Linked DNA regions of Homo sapiens: region 1 is linked to region 2. A link is a loop called in an ENCODE intact Hi-C map of the cell type or tissue named here. Cell type or tissue: heart right ventricle. All regions are shown on one strand. Each heading gives the region's core, and the rest is flanking DNA. Links, peaks and the distances in the headings are about the cores only. Region 1 has its middle 5.5 kb from the start of PTPN1. Region 2 overlaps PARD6B (par-6 family cell polarity regulator beta).

Evidence for each region. A loop is a pair of places that touch in the nucleus more often than their neighbours do. Peaks named below come from ENCODE experiments on the same cell type or tissue, not always from the same donor. Only the 100,000 strongest peaks of a DNase experiment are listed, where the experiment ranks them.
Region 1: it touches region 2 in a loop (4-fold over the local background); 14 of 110 quality-filtered maps call a loop at or near these places.

What each region holds. Positions count from the first base shown.
Region 1 is chr20:50,500,890-50,508,854 of GRCh38, forward strand. No RefSeq gene overlaps it. Among named protein-coding and RNA genes, the nearest start is that of PTPN1, 5.5 kb to the right of the region's middle. RefSeq lists an enhancer at 3,403-3,697. In heart right ventricle, for the core only: CTCF peaks have their summits at 3,437 (motif pointing right) and 3,642; no DNase peak of the experiment used is centred there; H3K27ac peaks cover 1,564 bases.
Region 2 is chr20:50,746,035-50,753,999 of GRCh38, forward strand. PARD6B (par-6 family cell polarity regulator beta) reads left to right here. Exons shown (of 3, transcript NM_032521.3): 3 at 3,625-7,707. The coding sequence ends at 4,454. Among named protein-coding and RNA genes, the nearest start is that of PARD6B, 18 kb to the left of the region's middle. In heart right ventricle, for the core only: CTCF peaks have their summits at 3,438 (motif pointing left) and 3,637; no DNase peak of the experiment used is centred there.

The DNA.
Region 1 (7,965 bases), core at 2,442-4,941, 240 kb before region 2:
CTTGTTCAAACATTATTGCGAGTTTCGGCCAGGCACAGTCGCTCATGCCTGTAATCCCTGCACTTTCAGAGGCCGAGGCAGGTGGATCTCCTGAGGTCAGGAGTTTGAGACAAGCCTGGCCAACATGGTGAAACCTCATCTCTACTAAAAACACCAAAATTAGCCGGGCGTGGTGGTGGGTGCCTGTAATCCCAGCCACTCGGGAGGCTGAGGCAGGAGAATCTCTTGAAACTGGGAGGCAGAGGTTGCAGTGAGCCAAGATTGCACCACTGCATTCCAGCCTGGGCAACGGAGCAAGACTCCATCTCAAAAAAAAAAAAATTATTAAGAATTTCAAGGCTGGGTGCGGTGGCTCACACCTGTAATCCTAGCAATTTGGGAGGCCGAGGCGGGCAGATCACTTGAGATCAGGAGTTCAAAACCAGCCTGGCCAACATGGTGAAACCCCGTCTCTACTAAAAATACAAAAAAAAAAAATTAGCCGGGCATGGTGGCAGGTGCCTGTAATCCCAGCTACTCGAGAGGCTGAGGCAGGAGAATTGCTTTAACCCAAGAGGCAGAGGTTGCAGAGAGCCAAGGTCACGCCACTGCACTCCAGCCTGGACAACAGAGCGAGACTCAGTCTCAAAAACAAACAAAAACAAAGAAACAAACAAACAAACAAAAGAATTTCAAGACAAAGACAGCAGAGCAAACAAGTGCAGGCCCCTTCTGAGCTCGGGACTCTGCAATCACACAGGTTGCACACACACCCATGAAACCAGCCAAGTTCACCTACAGCAGCAGAACAAAAAATAGGGTTGTAAAATTGCAGGTTGCAATATATATTATGAAAAACTTCTGAAGACAGATGGTAGCTTGCTTTTTTCCACTCAGCAACTTACACAACTGTAGAACAACAGCAAAATTTTTGAGTCCTTGCTGTGAACTAGAGACCAGGCTGAGTGCTTTACACACATACTCTCATTTAATCATCACATCCCTGCATTCTGTAAAAGATGGAAAACCAAGGATTGGAGAGGGTAAGGAACTTGCCCAAGGGCACATGAGCCCAATTCAGCCTAATTCCAGAACCCACACCCAGAACCACCATGTGTACAGTGAAAGTGCCCCCGCAAGCCTCAGCCCTGCAAACTAGAGTGTGGAGGATGTTGTAGGGGCCTCTGGAAACCCTCCCCAGACTCCTCCTTTGCTGAAAGCATGGAGCTGGGACCGGTTTCCATCTTTGGATCCAACTTCCCTCCTTGAACTTTCCCGCACATCTCTGACCCTCCTTTCTCAGAACACATGTGATTCCCCTAGTTCCCCCTGAATGCCTCCTCCTCCCCCACCGGGGAAGTTGCTCTTACCAGACAGGCAGCGTGGGATTATGTTTACGCATTTATTTTTGTTTCTTTTTAATGACTTGCTGTAAAGCTTAAAATGTCTTCCGGGTGGTAGAGAGGCAGGGGAGTCGCCCATTAAAAATGAAGCCCAGTAAAAATGAAGCCCAGTAGAGACGTGAGTGGGAGATTCTGGGCTGTTAACCTTCCCGTGAGTTCTGAAATAGTGCAGAACTCATATATTTAATATAGTTTCAGAACTAGAAGCAGCAAATAGAGCTGAACTGGGTTCAAATCCTGACTCCACCATTTCTCATCTGTGTGACTGTGGGCAAGTTGCTTAACCTCTCTGTGCCACGGTTCAAATGGAGATCACAATAGTACAGGCTCCAGAGTGGTGGTGTTAATGAATGATTATCGTTATTATTATCCTCATTGTTATTACTATTGTTTTTAGAGCTCATGGGAGTCCTTGGAGAGACTGTATAGCTTCATGGCTGAGAATATAGATGCTGAAATCAGGCTGCATCTGGGATTAAATCAGGGATTTAAATCCCACTTGACTACCTACTGGCTGTATGACCTTGGTTAAATAACTGGCCTCTCTGAGCCTCAGTTTCCTCAATTGACAAATTCTCCCCTGGGCAGAGGGATTGGATTAGAGATGGCATGTGAGCTTCAGTTGGATCAATGAGACTCAAGGCCAGGACTCAGGGTCCACCAGGGAAAAGAAGCTCTTCCCACTGGAGCTGCTGAGCTGATAGGCTGTGAGCCTGGGGCTGCTGGGGCTCTAGAGGACAGCCTGCTCGAGAGTGAAGCTAGCACAGGGGAAGAAACATAAAAGAGCTGGGGAGAGAGAGAGTCACAATGACGTTTGAGGCCCTGGATCTGGCGGTGCCTGAAGCAAGGAAGCCTCCTTTGGACTTCCCAATTTCATGAGCCAGTAAATTCCCCGTTTTGCGAAAGCCACTTTTCAGTTGGGTTTTTCTCACTGGAAAGTATCCAGGCTGACACCAGGATTTCCATTTAGCAACTTGACCCAGGCCTGCAAGCTAGTGAGTAGCAGCCTCAGGGGTTAGAAGCTCCTAGCTCTGTACCACGGTGCTCTGTCATCCAGCATGCAAGCCAGCATTCTGTACTGGGTGTTCATTGCTTTCACCTCTTTAGCCTCTCCGAGCAGCTATTTTCTCATCTCTCAAATGTGGATAAACAGCAGGCTTGCAGGGCTGTTGGGAAACACAAAATTCAAAGTAATGCTTTTAGGCCAGGCATGGTGGCTCACGCCTATAATCCCAGCACTTTGGGAGGCTGAGGCGGGCAGATCACTTGAGGTCAGGAGTTTGAGACCAGCCTGGCCAACATGGTGAAACTCCATCTTTACTAAAAATACAAAATAAATTAGCCAAGCGTGGTGGCAAGTGCCTGTAATCCCAGCTCCTTGGGAGGCTGAGGTAGGAGAATCACTTGAACGTGGGAGGCAGAGGTTGCAGTGAGCCGAGATTGTACCAGTGCACTCCAGCCTGGGGCAACAAAGTGAGACCCTGTCTCAAAAAAAAAAAAAAAGGTAACACTATTAGTTAGCATGGTTTATGGCTGAAGGTTGGAGTTCTGTGCACCCAGTTTCTAGTGCCTTGGGCCTTGGCTTTTCCCCATTACTTATTCCATTGCAGGGATGTCTCTGGCTGTCCCTAAGTCAGCCAACCAGTCAAAGTGCCCAAACTCTCTTAGGCGAGCATGGGTGAATCTTGTGGGGGGAAGAGCCATCTTCCTTCCTGGCTATGTGTACCCAGTGGTGAGTGGAGGAAGCTAGATGACCTTGAGGATTCTTGAACTCTGAGTCTATGATGTACAAAGAAGCCCTGTTATGTTCATTTCCAGAACCTTCTAAAACTGATATGCTCTTCTGGGAATGATCTGTATTGCAGGGAAACAGCAATGAACCAAATCGACTTAGTCTCTTTCTTTAAGAAGTTTACATTTACTGGCAGATACAGATGATAAACACATAAAAATATACAACATCATATCACATGGTAACACTAGGGAAAAAATAAGTCATTAAATGCCTGCTAAGTGCCAAGAAGAAAAAGGAATAGAGTGATAGAGCACTGTTTATTAGAAGTGGTCAGAAGGGGGCTCTCTGAGGAAGTGACATGTCATTAGAGACTCAGTAGGGCTCATTCAGGATCACAAGCTCTTAAAACTGTGCTATCTCCCAGGAAGAAGATCAGGACCAATTTTTCCAGGAAACTTGCTGACCTCACTAAGTCAGGAGTCAGTGATCTGTTGGAGGCTTGGTAAACAGCCATCCTTCTCCACTGACGACTCTTAGGACATTTAAAAAAGTTTAATGGGTCATTGATTTGTAGTGCTGATTTCCTCCATTAGCTAAATCCACGAAGGAAAGGCTGGAGAAGCCGCGTGAGACCATTCCTCAGGCATGCCTGCCAGGAAAAGGTTTTAGCCATCATGTCACATGATCATTTGTCTATTTCTAACCAGTCATCACTAAAGATTCCCAATCACCACCATCACATCTCTGGAGGATCCCAGGGCATGGCTGCTTCTAGGCCAGGCCTTGGCAGGGAAGTGCCAGAGCTTTGCAGATCAACACCAAGCCTCAGAGAGTCGGAGTAGACCTTAAGTTCCTCCTCTCAACCAAATATCAAGGAAACAGACAAGAAGTCGAGGTCCCTGCCCTCCTAGAACATGACATTGAGGGGCAGGAGAAAGAAACAAGCCAGCAAATAAATAAGACACAGATGAGTGCTAGGAGCCACCAGAAGCTAGAACAGGAAAGGGAGGATCCTCCCCTAGAGAGTGACTGGGGACTATTTTAGGGAAGGTGGTCAGGGGAGACCTGTTTGGGGAGGTAACGTTTGACCTGAGACCTGAAAGCTGAGAAGATCTGCAAGAAGCGTGATCCAGGCAGAAGGAACAGCTGGTGCAAAGATGCTGGGTTGGGAGCCAGCCCCGTATATTTGGAGATAGACCTGAGACTGCAGGGAAGTAAGCGAGGGGACACAGTGACGGGCCAGGTCACGTGGGCCTTGTGGGCCAGGGTTAGACATGATTTGGGTTTTCTTCTAAGTAGGATGGGAAACTGTTGGAGGATTTTGCATAGGAGGGTTTCATGACCCAAATATTAAAAGCTATGTACACAATGAATGGAAGGGCAAATTAGCTGGTACCTGAAATTAGGGGTTTCGTTCAGGATCAATATTTGTGGCAAGGTTTCACTCTCTGCCACTGTAGTAGATTGAGTGGAGGCCTCCAAAAAGATATGTCCAAGTCCCCATACCTGTAAATGTGACCTATTTGGAAAAAGGGTCTTTGCACATGTAATAAATTTAAGAATCTTGAGATGGGATTGCCAAATCGTTCTGGATAGGATGAGCCCTGAATCCAAAGAGAGGCATCCTTGTAGGAACAGGGCAGAGGGAAATGGGGCAGGCAGAACAGGAGATACAGAGAAGAAAGTCTGCCAAGACAGAGGCAGGGATCAGAGTGAGGCAGCCACAAGCCAAGTAATGACTGGAGCTACCAGAAGCTGGAGAATGCAAAGGAGGACCCTCCCCTGGAGCCTTCAGAGGGAGCACGGCACTGTCAACACCTTGATTTTGGACTTTGGGCCTCAAGAACTGTGAGAGAATAAATTTCTGTTACTTGAAGCCACCAAATTTGTGGTAATTTGTTACAGCAGCCACTGGAAACAAGTACAGCCTCTAAACAGCCCAAACTTGGACCCTGCTTGAGGCTGCCTCCAACTCCCCTCTCCCCCACCAAGACCCTGTGTATAGCTTCGGCCCCATTCAAAGGCTACTCCAGGCTGGGTGCAGTGGCTCATACCTGTAATCCCAGCACTTCGGGAGGCCGAGGCGCGCGGATCACCTGAGGTCAGGAGTTCGAGATCAGCCTGGCCAACATGGCAAAACCCCATCTCTACTAAAAGTACAAAAATCAGCTGGGCGTGGTGGCGCACACCTGTAACCTCAGCTACTAAGAAGGCTGAGGCAGGAGAATCGCTTGAATCCGGGAGGTGGAAGTTGCAGTGAGCCAAGATCACGCCATTGCACTCCAGCATGGGTGACAGAACAAGACTCTAACTCAAACAAAACAAAACAAAACAAAACAAAACAAAACAAAACAAAACAGGCTACTCCAGTCACTGGGCAGCACCCCCTGCAGGCGTGAGGGCCACTTGGGCTTGGGATGGGCATTTATTTACTTACTTAGCTTGACATACAGGGACAGGAATGAACCAGCCCTGTTTTTGTTCCAGGATGCTCTCAGGATTGTGAGTTCCAGACAAACCAGAACCCAAAAAGTATAAGGGTTTAAGGGCGGGAGGAGCACAGGAGTCTGGACAGTCACTTAAAGGAACTAAGACTTCAATTAGGTAGCTTCCAAGTGTGGCAGCTCCCACAGTTTTCACTGGAATGGGCATTTTTGTTAATTTTTCCCCTATGGAATGCTCACTTTCTAAAGACACTGCTGATCAAGCTAATTGCATGTATTCAATAACATTTCATTTATCTCCTTTATTTGCTATTATTTAAAGATATGTAGTAATGACAGTTAATATTTATTGAGCCACTCAGTATACTAAGAGCATGATATGTACTCATCCAACCTTCACATCAGCCCTATGAGGTGGGCACTTTTATTATCTCTGTTTTACAAAGGAGAGCAGAGACTAATGAAAATTTGCCCAAGTTTGCACCACTAGTATTTATTCAGCTGGAACCTGGACCCACGAAGCCTGGCTCCAAAGCAGGCTCTGGAAACCAGGCTAGAATGCAGGTTTCCATACCAATGTGCAATGCTACTCTGGACAAGTAATTTTGTCTCTCTGTGCTTCAGTTTCCTCATCCATTTTTTTTTTTTAAGACAGAGTCTTGCTCTGTCACCCAGGCCCGAGTGCAGTGGTGTGATCTTGGCTCACTGCAACCTCTGCCTCCCAGGTTCAAGCAATTCTCCTGTCTCAGCCTCCCGAGTAGCTGGGTCTACAATCACACGCCACCATGGCTGGCTAATTTTTTTGTATTTTTAGTAGAGATGGGGTTTCACCATATTGATCAGGCTGGTGTCGAACTCCTGACCTCAGGCGATCACCCGCCTTAGCCTCCCAAAGTGCTGCGATTACAGGCATGAGTCACCGCACCCGGTCCCCCCCTCATCTAATTTTTTATTTTTATTTTAATTTAATTTATTGTATTTATTTATTTATTTTTTGAGATGGCATCTTTCTCCCGTCGCACAGGCTGGAGTGCAGTGGTTCAATCTCGGCTCACTGCAACCTCCACTTCCCAGGTTCAAGCCATTCTCCTTCCTCAGCCTCCCAATTAGCTGGGATTACAGGTGTGCACCACCACACCCATCTATTTTCTGTGTTTTTAGTAGAGACAGGCTTTCACCATGTTGGCCAGGCTGGTCTTGAACTCCTGACCTTAGGTGATCCACCTGCCTCAGCCTCCCAAAGTGCTAGGATTACAGGTGTGAGCCACCAGGCCTGGCCTATTTTTATTTATTTATTTTTTTTGAGACAGTGTCTCACTCTATCGTCCAGGCTGGAGTGCAGTGACATGATCATGGCTCACTGCAGCCTCAATCTCCCAGGCTCAAGTGATTCTCCCATCTCAGCCTCCTGAGTACCTGGGACTACAGGTGCACGCCACCACAGCCGGCTAATTTTTTTTTTTTTTTTTGAGACAGGATCTTGCTCTGTTGCCCAGGCTGGAGTGCAGTGGTGCAATCTCAGCTCACTGCAGCCTCTGCCTCCCAGGTTGAAGTGATTCTTGTGCCTCAGCCTGCCGAGTAGCTGGGATTACAGGCATGCACCACCACACCCTGCTAATTTTTGTATTTTTAGTAGAGTTGAGGTTTCACCATGCTTGTCAGGCTGGTCTCGAATTCCTGACCTCAAGTGATGCACCCACCACGGCCTCCCAAAGTGGTGGGATTACAGGCGTGAGCCACCACAGCCAGTCAGTTTTCTCGTTTATAAAATGGGAATAATAGCACCTGTATTGAAGGGTTGTTGTGGAGATTGAATGGGAATGTGTACTTAGAATTCCAGGCATAGTGCCTGCCACAAGCACTCAAGGAATGAGCTGGAGTTCAGCTGATAATACCAGGCAGTGTCTCTGGGCAACACGGAATGAAGACAATTCTCTCTTCCAGGTTTTCAAACCTCCTGGAATTCACAACGTCCACATGACATGCCAGGCCCAGAGGGGGATGGTTTAAACTGGAGCCTGCAGGAAGGCAACCTGACCAACCTGCTCATGGGTGCTTTAAGGATCATAGGTACGAGAATCAGCTGGAGTTGTTGGTGAAAATGCAGATTCCGGGTCTCATCCCTAGACCAAAGATATCTGAATCATTTGGCGATGGGTCCAGGAACCTGCATTATTCAACACACTTCCCAGGTGACCGTAAATGTCAAAAGACAAAATTACAACAAACTTAAACATCTTAATTGGCTTCATTCATGATTCTAGAATCGGGCAAGACTTCATTCCTCAAAATAGCACAAGTGTCCCAATGAGCTGAGCAGAGGAGGTTGGTTTTATAGACAGAAAAGGGCTGAAAAAAGCAGAAACAAAGAACAAAAAGCAGATTGGTCATTTCAAAGTTACTT
Region 2 (7,965 bases), core at 2,043-4,542:
GTATGGGGATACTGATGGAGCTTATGTAGAAGTTTTTTTTTTTTTCTAGATTTGCTTTTTACTCACTGTGAAGCTTTTATGTCTTACATCTGCCTGCCACCCACAAATGGATCCTTACCCTTTGCTCTGAATGTGTGGTTTATGACCCTCTATGAGCAAAGGAATGAGATTACTAGGCTTTTCAGAATTAATGTTTAAAGAGTAAGAGGTTCAGAGGGAAGCCCTGCAGGATAAGTGAAGAACAGCCACTATTTGTGTGTAAGAAAGTAAGACATCCAGTTTGACTATTTGGAGGCCTTCTAGGTGGATCCTTGTCTGTTCAGTTAGCCGAGATCATTGGCTGAAGAAAAGGCTTGGGATAAATGCGGTGCTGCTGTATCAGCCCATATCATGTACTGTTGCATAAGTGAATTTATACAAGTGGACAGTTGCTATGATCAAGTTTTCAAACTTTCCATCTCATTCTGAGTTTAATGCTCTGATAGTGTTCAGGTAGAAAGTCAACTCCAATTCCTTGTGGACATTCACCTTTACACTTTAACACCCTGAACCCTGGCTTTCTGCCAAAATATTTTCTTTCCCAGTGGCTGGAAACTGATTAGCTAGATGGGAGAACAAAGGTGGCTTTGTACTGGGGCATATTGCTTTTGAGAATTTAGCAGAGAGCATTCAAATGGAGTCTGGATGTGATGCCAAATTATGCAGATTTGGAGTTTATTTTGGTTAGGTTTCCCATGAGTAGGTATGTAGGCAACGTAATACTGTTCTCAGTTTATATGGTCTGGAATTTCCCTTATAAATGTTATATAGGCTTTCCTTATTGATTGTTTTAAAACACAAATATGTATGATTTTGAGAAAACACATTACCAGAAGACTATTCTTGATAGGTTTTTTTGCCAAAAAGATTGTTGTACCAATGGATTTATATCCAAAGCCATATTATAAATACATTTCTGTCTCTGTAAGAGCCCAATGCAAATACTTATAAATGATTACAAGTGTCCCCAAGGGGAAAAAAATGCCAAAAAAATAAGATACCCGTAACCTTATATATTTATCTGAAACTAGGTTTTGAAGAGTGTTCACGCAGCATCAGAAAAGAATACTAAAGCTCCCCATACTCTGACATAATTGATACTTGGCATTCATTATTGTGACTTGGAAGATACTAGCCTCGTAAGAAAACCTGGGCTCTAGTTCTTTCTGTGTAACTTACGTTGTACCCTTAATTTATTGGTTATAAAGTGAAGATGATAATAGTTTAGCAATGAGGGGGTTTAGGATTAAACAAGAGAATATGAGTTGAAGCGCTATACAAACGCAAGATGGTGAGATTGGTGTTTTCTGTGGCAGCAGCTGAGACTAGGATTTTCAACTATTTTGTGGAGGAGGAGGGAAGCCATTTATTTTTTGTTGTTGTCTTTTCTTTTCTTTTTCTTTTTTTCTTTCTTTCTTTTTTTTTTTTTTTTTTTTTTTGCCTAGCCACTGGAAAACCAGGGAGAGGCATTATTGAAGTTGTTGTGTTTTTTTTTTAATTCATGTAAATTTCACTTTTTAGTTTATCCTCATTGTAGTTATTTTTGAAAATACTATTTTAACTTTTGTTTCTGCTGTTAGTTTCATTTTCTGTTTTACCTCTCATTCTCTGATGAAATGTTTTGTTTATAGACTATCTTCCTTCAGCCATATAATTTAACCATATCTGGTGTTAGGTGTTCTGTTTTCCCTTTTAGTTTATTATTTAATTAGGCGGCAGTATTTAAAGATCGCAAGATTTTGCCTAAAAACAAGACTTTCTGGCATGAAGAAAATCTGCGAGGAACTGAGAAGCAGCTATGCCATCTAAATGAGGCAGGAGCTCTCCAGTTTGCCAGAGTCCTACTACTTCCTATTGTCTGTGTCACCACCACTGAGGACAAAATACCATTGAACTTTATGCATAGTTTTTCACACAGTAAAGAAAAAAGTTAAAACTCCACCTTTGCCTCTTTCAAAATGAAAATGAGAGATCAAGAATTCCTGCTGGGCGAGGTGGCTCACACCTGTAATCCCAGCACTTTGGGAAGCTGAGGCAGGTGGATCACCTGAGGTCAAGAGTTCCATCAAGACCAGCCTGGCCAACATAGTGAAACCGCATCTCTACTGAAAATACAAAAATTATCTGGGCATAGTGGCGCATGCCTGTAATCCCAAGCCACTTGGGAGGCTAAGGCAGGAGAATCGCTTGAACCTGGGAGGCGGGGGTGGCAGTGAGCTGAGATCATGCCTCTGCACTCCAGCCAGGACGACAGAGCGAGACTCCGTCTCAAACAATAGCAACAGAAAACTGAGGGAGAGTGTTTATTTGCAGAATACCAAAATTCCGAAGTGTTTGTTTGATATGCATCAGCATCAATTACATTATCTGCCCACTCAGCCTCTGATATTGGTATATGATTTTACTCTCTGATTTACCTTGAGAATCAAATATCCCACTTCAAGTATTTGAGTTGAATATGATAAACATGCAAATTGCAGGCGTGTTTTTGTTTTGTTACCGAGGCTGGAGTGCAGTGATCATAGTGCGCTGCAGACCTGAATCCTGGAGTGAAGCCATCCTCCCATCTCAGCCTCCCAAGTAGCCGGGACTCCAGGCAGACGCTACCTACCACACCTGGCTAATTTTTTTTTACTTTTCATAAAGACAGGGTCTCACGCTGTTGCCCAGGCTGGGCTCAAGTGATCCACTCACCATGGCCTCCCAAAAAAGCACTGGGATTATAGACGTGAGGCACCACGCCCAACCACATTACAAGTTTTTTAAACAAGTGAAGGAAAAATGTATTTTAAGTAACTGGTTTAAAATGATGTTTTAAGGCCGGACACAGTAGCTCTCACCTGTACTCCTAGCACATTGAGAGGCTGAGGCGGGAGGATCTCCTGAGGCCAGGAGTTCAAAACCAGCCTGGGCAACATAGCAAGACCCTATTCAAAAAAAAGTAAAAATACATATATATTTAATGATGTTTAAGAATATGTAAGATCTGGCCAGGTGCGGTGGCTCACGCCTATAATTCCAGCACTTTGGGAGGCCGAGGTGGGTGGATCATGAGGTCAGGAAATCGAGACCATCCTGGCTAACACGGTGAAACCCCATCTGTACTAAAAATACAAAAAGTTAGCCAGGCCTGGTGGCACACACCTGTAGTCCCAGCTACTCGGGAGGGTGAGGCAGGAGAATTGCTTGAACCCGGGAGGCGGAGGTTGCAGTGAGCCGAGGTCACGCCACTGCACTCCAGCCTGGTCGACAGAGCGAGACTCCATCTCAAAAAAAAAAAAAATATGTAAGATCTATCATAGTTTCATTTGCCATATTTAATGTTTAAAAGTGAATGAGCTCTATCAAATTTAACTTCAACATTGGTTTATTTTGTGATGTGTATTTGAGATGGCCACCTAGTGGTTTTTTCTGGTATGGCATTTTACTACTGTACTAGATTATGATCTGATTAGAATAAGCTTATTAGCTAGTTTGTTTATATACCAAATATATTTTGAGTTATCCTTTCTGTACAGATTCAGCTGCAAGTGAATAGATATTTTTACAGCATTTCTATAATTATTTTGTTTTATTTTTAAACAGAAGAAGCAGACTACAGTGCCTTTGGTACAGACACGCTAATAAAGAAGAAGAATGTTTTAACCAACGTATTGCGTCCTGACAACCATAGAAAAAAGCCACATATAGTCATTAGTATGCCCCAAGACTTTAGACCTGTGTCTTCTATTATAGACGTGGATATTCTCCCAGAAACGCATCGTAGGGTACGTCTTTACAAATACGGCACGGAGAAACCCCTAGGATTCTACATCCGGGATGGCTCCAGTGTCAGGGTAACACCACATGGCTTAGAAAAGGTTCCAGGGATCTTTATATCCAGGCTTGTCCCAGGAGGTCTGGCTCAAAGTACAGGACTATTAGCTGTTAATGATGAAGTTTTAGAAGTTAATGGCATAGAAGTTTCAGGGAAGAGCCTTGATCAAGTAACAGACATGATGATTGCAAATAGCCGTAACCTCATCATAACAGTGAGACCGGCAAACCAGAGGAATAATGTTGTGAGGAACAGTCGGACTTCTGGCAGTTCCGGTCAGTCTACTGATAACAGCCTTCTTGGCTACCCACAGCAGATTGAACCAAGCTTTGAGCCAGAGGATGAAGACAGCGAAGAAGATGACATTATCATTGAAGACAATGGAGTGCCACAGCAGATTCCAAAAGCTGTTCCTAATACTGAGAGCCTGGAGTCATTAACACAGATAGAGCTAAGCTTTGAGTCTGGACAGAATGGCTTTATTCCCTCTAATGAAGTGAGCTTAGCAGCCATAGCAAGCAGCTCAAACACGGAATTTGAAACACATGCTCCAGATCAAAAACTCTTAGAAGAAGATGGAACAATCATAACATTATGAAACCGTGGTTTGAATGTTTTCAGAGTGAGGATGCCATGAGGACTTGTACATTTGGCTAGTTTAAAAGCATATATACCTCTGACCAGTGACGTGGAATAGGCATGAGACGAGTAACGTTGCAAGCTTACAATATTATTAAAGTAGTAGTTTGATAATTGTTAATATAAACTTTGGTGGATCAGAGGTGAATTTAAGTCCAAAACAAAGGGGCCTTTGCTGATGAAGTTACGTGCTTTTGCTGTTTTGTCTGTGGAGAATCAGATGTTAAAGCACATTCTTGGAACTATGTGAGAAGACTAGATCATTTCTGTTGGAAGTGGTTGCATATTTAACCTGCTGTGCAGAGCCCAGTTAATTTTTCCTTTAACTGTATTTTTAAAATTCTAATGTGAAGTCTGATTCTCTCTTGTGGTACATTGGGGACCTCAGCTCTTAAAGGTCTCATGTTCCCAATATTTTATTTTGATTTTTTTTTTTTTTTTTTTTTTTTTTTTTTTTAGTGACTGGGTCTCACTCTGTTGCCCACACTGGAATGCAGTGGCATGATCACAGCTCTCTGCAGCCTCAATCCCCTGGGCTCAAGCAGTCCTCCCACCTCAGCCTCCTGAGTAGCTGGGACCATAGGCACATACCACCACATCTGTCTACTTTTTGTATTTTTTGTAGAGACAGGGTTTCGCCATGTTGCCCAAGTTGGTCTTGAACTCCTGGGCTTAAGCAGTCCTGCCTCGGCTTCCCAAAATGCTAGGATTAGAGCCACCATGCCCAGCCTATTTTGATTTTTGTTTTTTTATGTTCCTTTCTAATAAATTGTAACAAATGATGTTCTCAAGTACATTTCCAGTTTCTTTTCTTTTCTTTCTTTTTTTTTTTTTTTTTTTTTTTGAGATGGAGTCTCGCTCTATCGCCCAGGCTGGAGTGCAGTGGCGCGATCTTGGCTCACTGCAAGCTCTACCTCCTGGGTTCACACCATTCTCCTGCCTCAGCCTCCCAAGTAGCTGGGACTACAGGCGCCTGCCACCATGCCTGGCTAATTTTTAGTAGAGACGGGGTTTCGCAGTGTTAGCCAGGAAGGTCTCAATCTCCTGACCTCCTGATCCGCCCGCCTCGGCCTCCCAAAGTGCTGGGATTACAGGCGTGAGCCACCGCGCCCAGTTGTGCATTTCTGGTTTCTAAGAATCAAACCACTTGGCTGTTTTTAGGAGTTACTTCCCATGTTATAAAGCTGAGGAAGCTTTTTTTTTTTTTTTTTGAGACAGAGTCTCTGTCACCCAGGCTGGAGTGCAGTGGTGCAATCTCAGCTCCCGGGTTCAAGCAATTCTCCTGCCTCAGCCTTCTGAGTAGCTAAGATTACAGGTGTGCGCCAACACGTCTGGCTTATTTTTTTGTATTTTTAGTAGAGATGGAGTTTCACCATGTTGGTCAGGTGGGTCTCAAACTCCTGACCTCAAGTGATCCGCCCATCTCCTCCCAAAGTGCTGGATTGCAGGCATGAGCGCCTAGCCAGGAAGCTATCTTTTCTTGAGTTATGAAACTTTGCAACAGTTGTTCAAATTGGTGTTTGTCCTTCCTATAGCTTTCATATTTTCAAATTAATTCTGTATGGCTATATAATTTATGTTTTAAAAGGCAATTCTCTTGACTTTGGAAATATGGAAGTCTCTCCTTTAACCTATTCTTGTTCCCATTCCCAGTCTCATTTGAAATCATTCCTTTTATTGTTAGTGTGTGTATTTTTGTTGGTGTGCTTTTAATGCATCCAAGTATGCATCATTTTGGATAAAAAATACATCCAAATTAAGATGTTTTAACACATAGGACAAACTTGTGCACTTTTTATGCCAAAAAAAAAAAAAATTGGGTTTTCCTTCATGGGATTTCTAGAAACACTGCCTACACTTTATGAAAACTACATAGTATTCACCTGTGACAGGTAGAGTTTATCACTATTAATTTTATGAGGCTATTTATTACTTTCCAATGCATCCACTTAGAACAAGCTAAGAGTAAGGCTGCTAACTTTAATTCCTTGCCTGATTTTATTGTACAGTGTGCACAAGCACAATGGTATGCTTGTATATAGAAACTAAAAATACTATGAAGTACATAAGTTCCCTATGGCTTATGGAGAGTTATTTATTAATTAACTTTATGGTAGGGCTAGTATGAATACCTTTTTAACAATTGTGTGCTATTACAACAATGAAGATTCAAATGACTCCGCTTTGAAGGATGTTTTCTCTATATGGTAAAATATATATGAAGAAGTCTTGATTACGTGAAGATCACTTGACTCAGAATACTTCAATGTATTTTGTTCACATTACCACTAAGCATATTATCAGTAAACTATTAACTGACTGCACATTATGTAATACGTTGTACTTTTTGTTGAATTCACCGAAGTTCTTCCATTTATATGCTATTTTTAATGGCATTCCGGCTTTAACATTCTGTGAGTCTTACAAATTTGACTCTTGAATGGCAAAATAATGTTAGTATGTAGAAGGTTAACTTTCATTTATAATATAAGTGGTGCAGGGGTTCAACATTTTAAGTAAAAATATTTTTACACACTACCTCTCTCTTTTTTTTTTTAAAGTTTTAACATCAGAACTTTTGGGGGAAAAACTACTTCAGGGCTTGACTTTTTGTACAAATTTTAACTGTAAAATACAGATTTATCTTGTACGCATTCATGGAAATGGAAATCAAAGCTGCTATTGCTTTTTATTTTAATTATCCTGTTAAGGGTATCTATCAATGGTATTTTCAAGTAGATCTCTGTTTCTTAAATTATTGGTGAAATAATTGATTACTAGATATATTGTAAAACCAATAGATCCTGGTTATACGATAAAATATCAGCTCATTGGTAGGCTGAATCAATTATTTCAAGTGCACCTTATTAACAAAAGTATCAGTGGATCCAACATAAAATTTTATAGTACTAAATGTCAAGCCTAACTGTGAATTTTGTTCTGTATCTTAAGTAAATTTATGATAATGTTCTCGAGCTATCAACAAAATATATGTACTTTTGTGAGCTATGAATTTTCTAATTAAATTTTACATGCTATAACATGATTTTTACATGAATGATACTTTGTTTATAACTATCAAATGTCAGTATTTTACTACAATTTTATTATAAAGTGTACATTATCACTAAATGAACTTCGATTTTAAAAATCAAATTAGCTTTAGTTGTATATTATTTTTTACAAATAAAGATAGACTTGTATAAAGGCTACTTTCTTGTTTGAAATTATATGAAAAGTTGCCCACAAATACCAGGTGCCCATTATATAAAATAGGTAGGGAGAAAACCCTTGAGTTTTAACAAGATCCTTGCTTCCTTAACTTTTAATTGTTAAAAGATGGACCCCAAATTGTATGTGCACTTTTTGCAACTGTGTATGACCATATGGCTATGGGCTGGATGGTAACTTTTAAAATGTGGTTAATTCTGATAGTGTGAAAGGTTATGCAAGCTATTCACCCAAAGTTA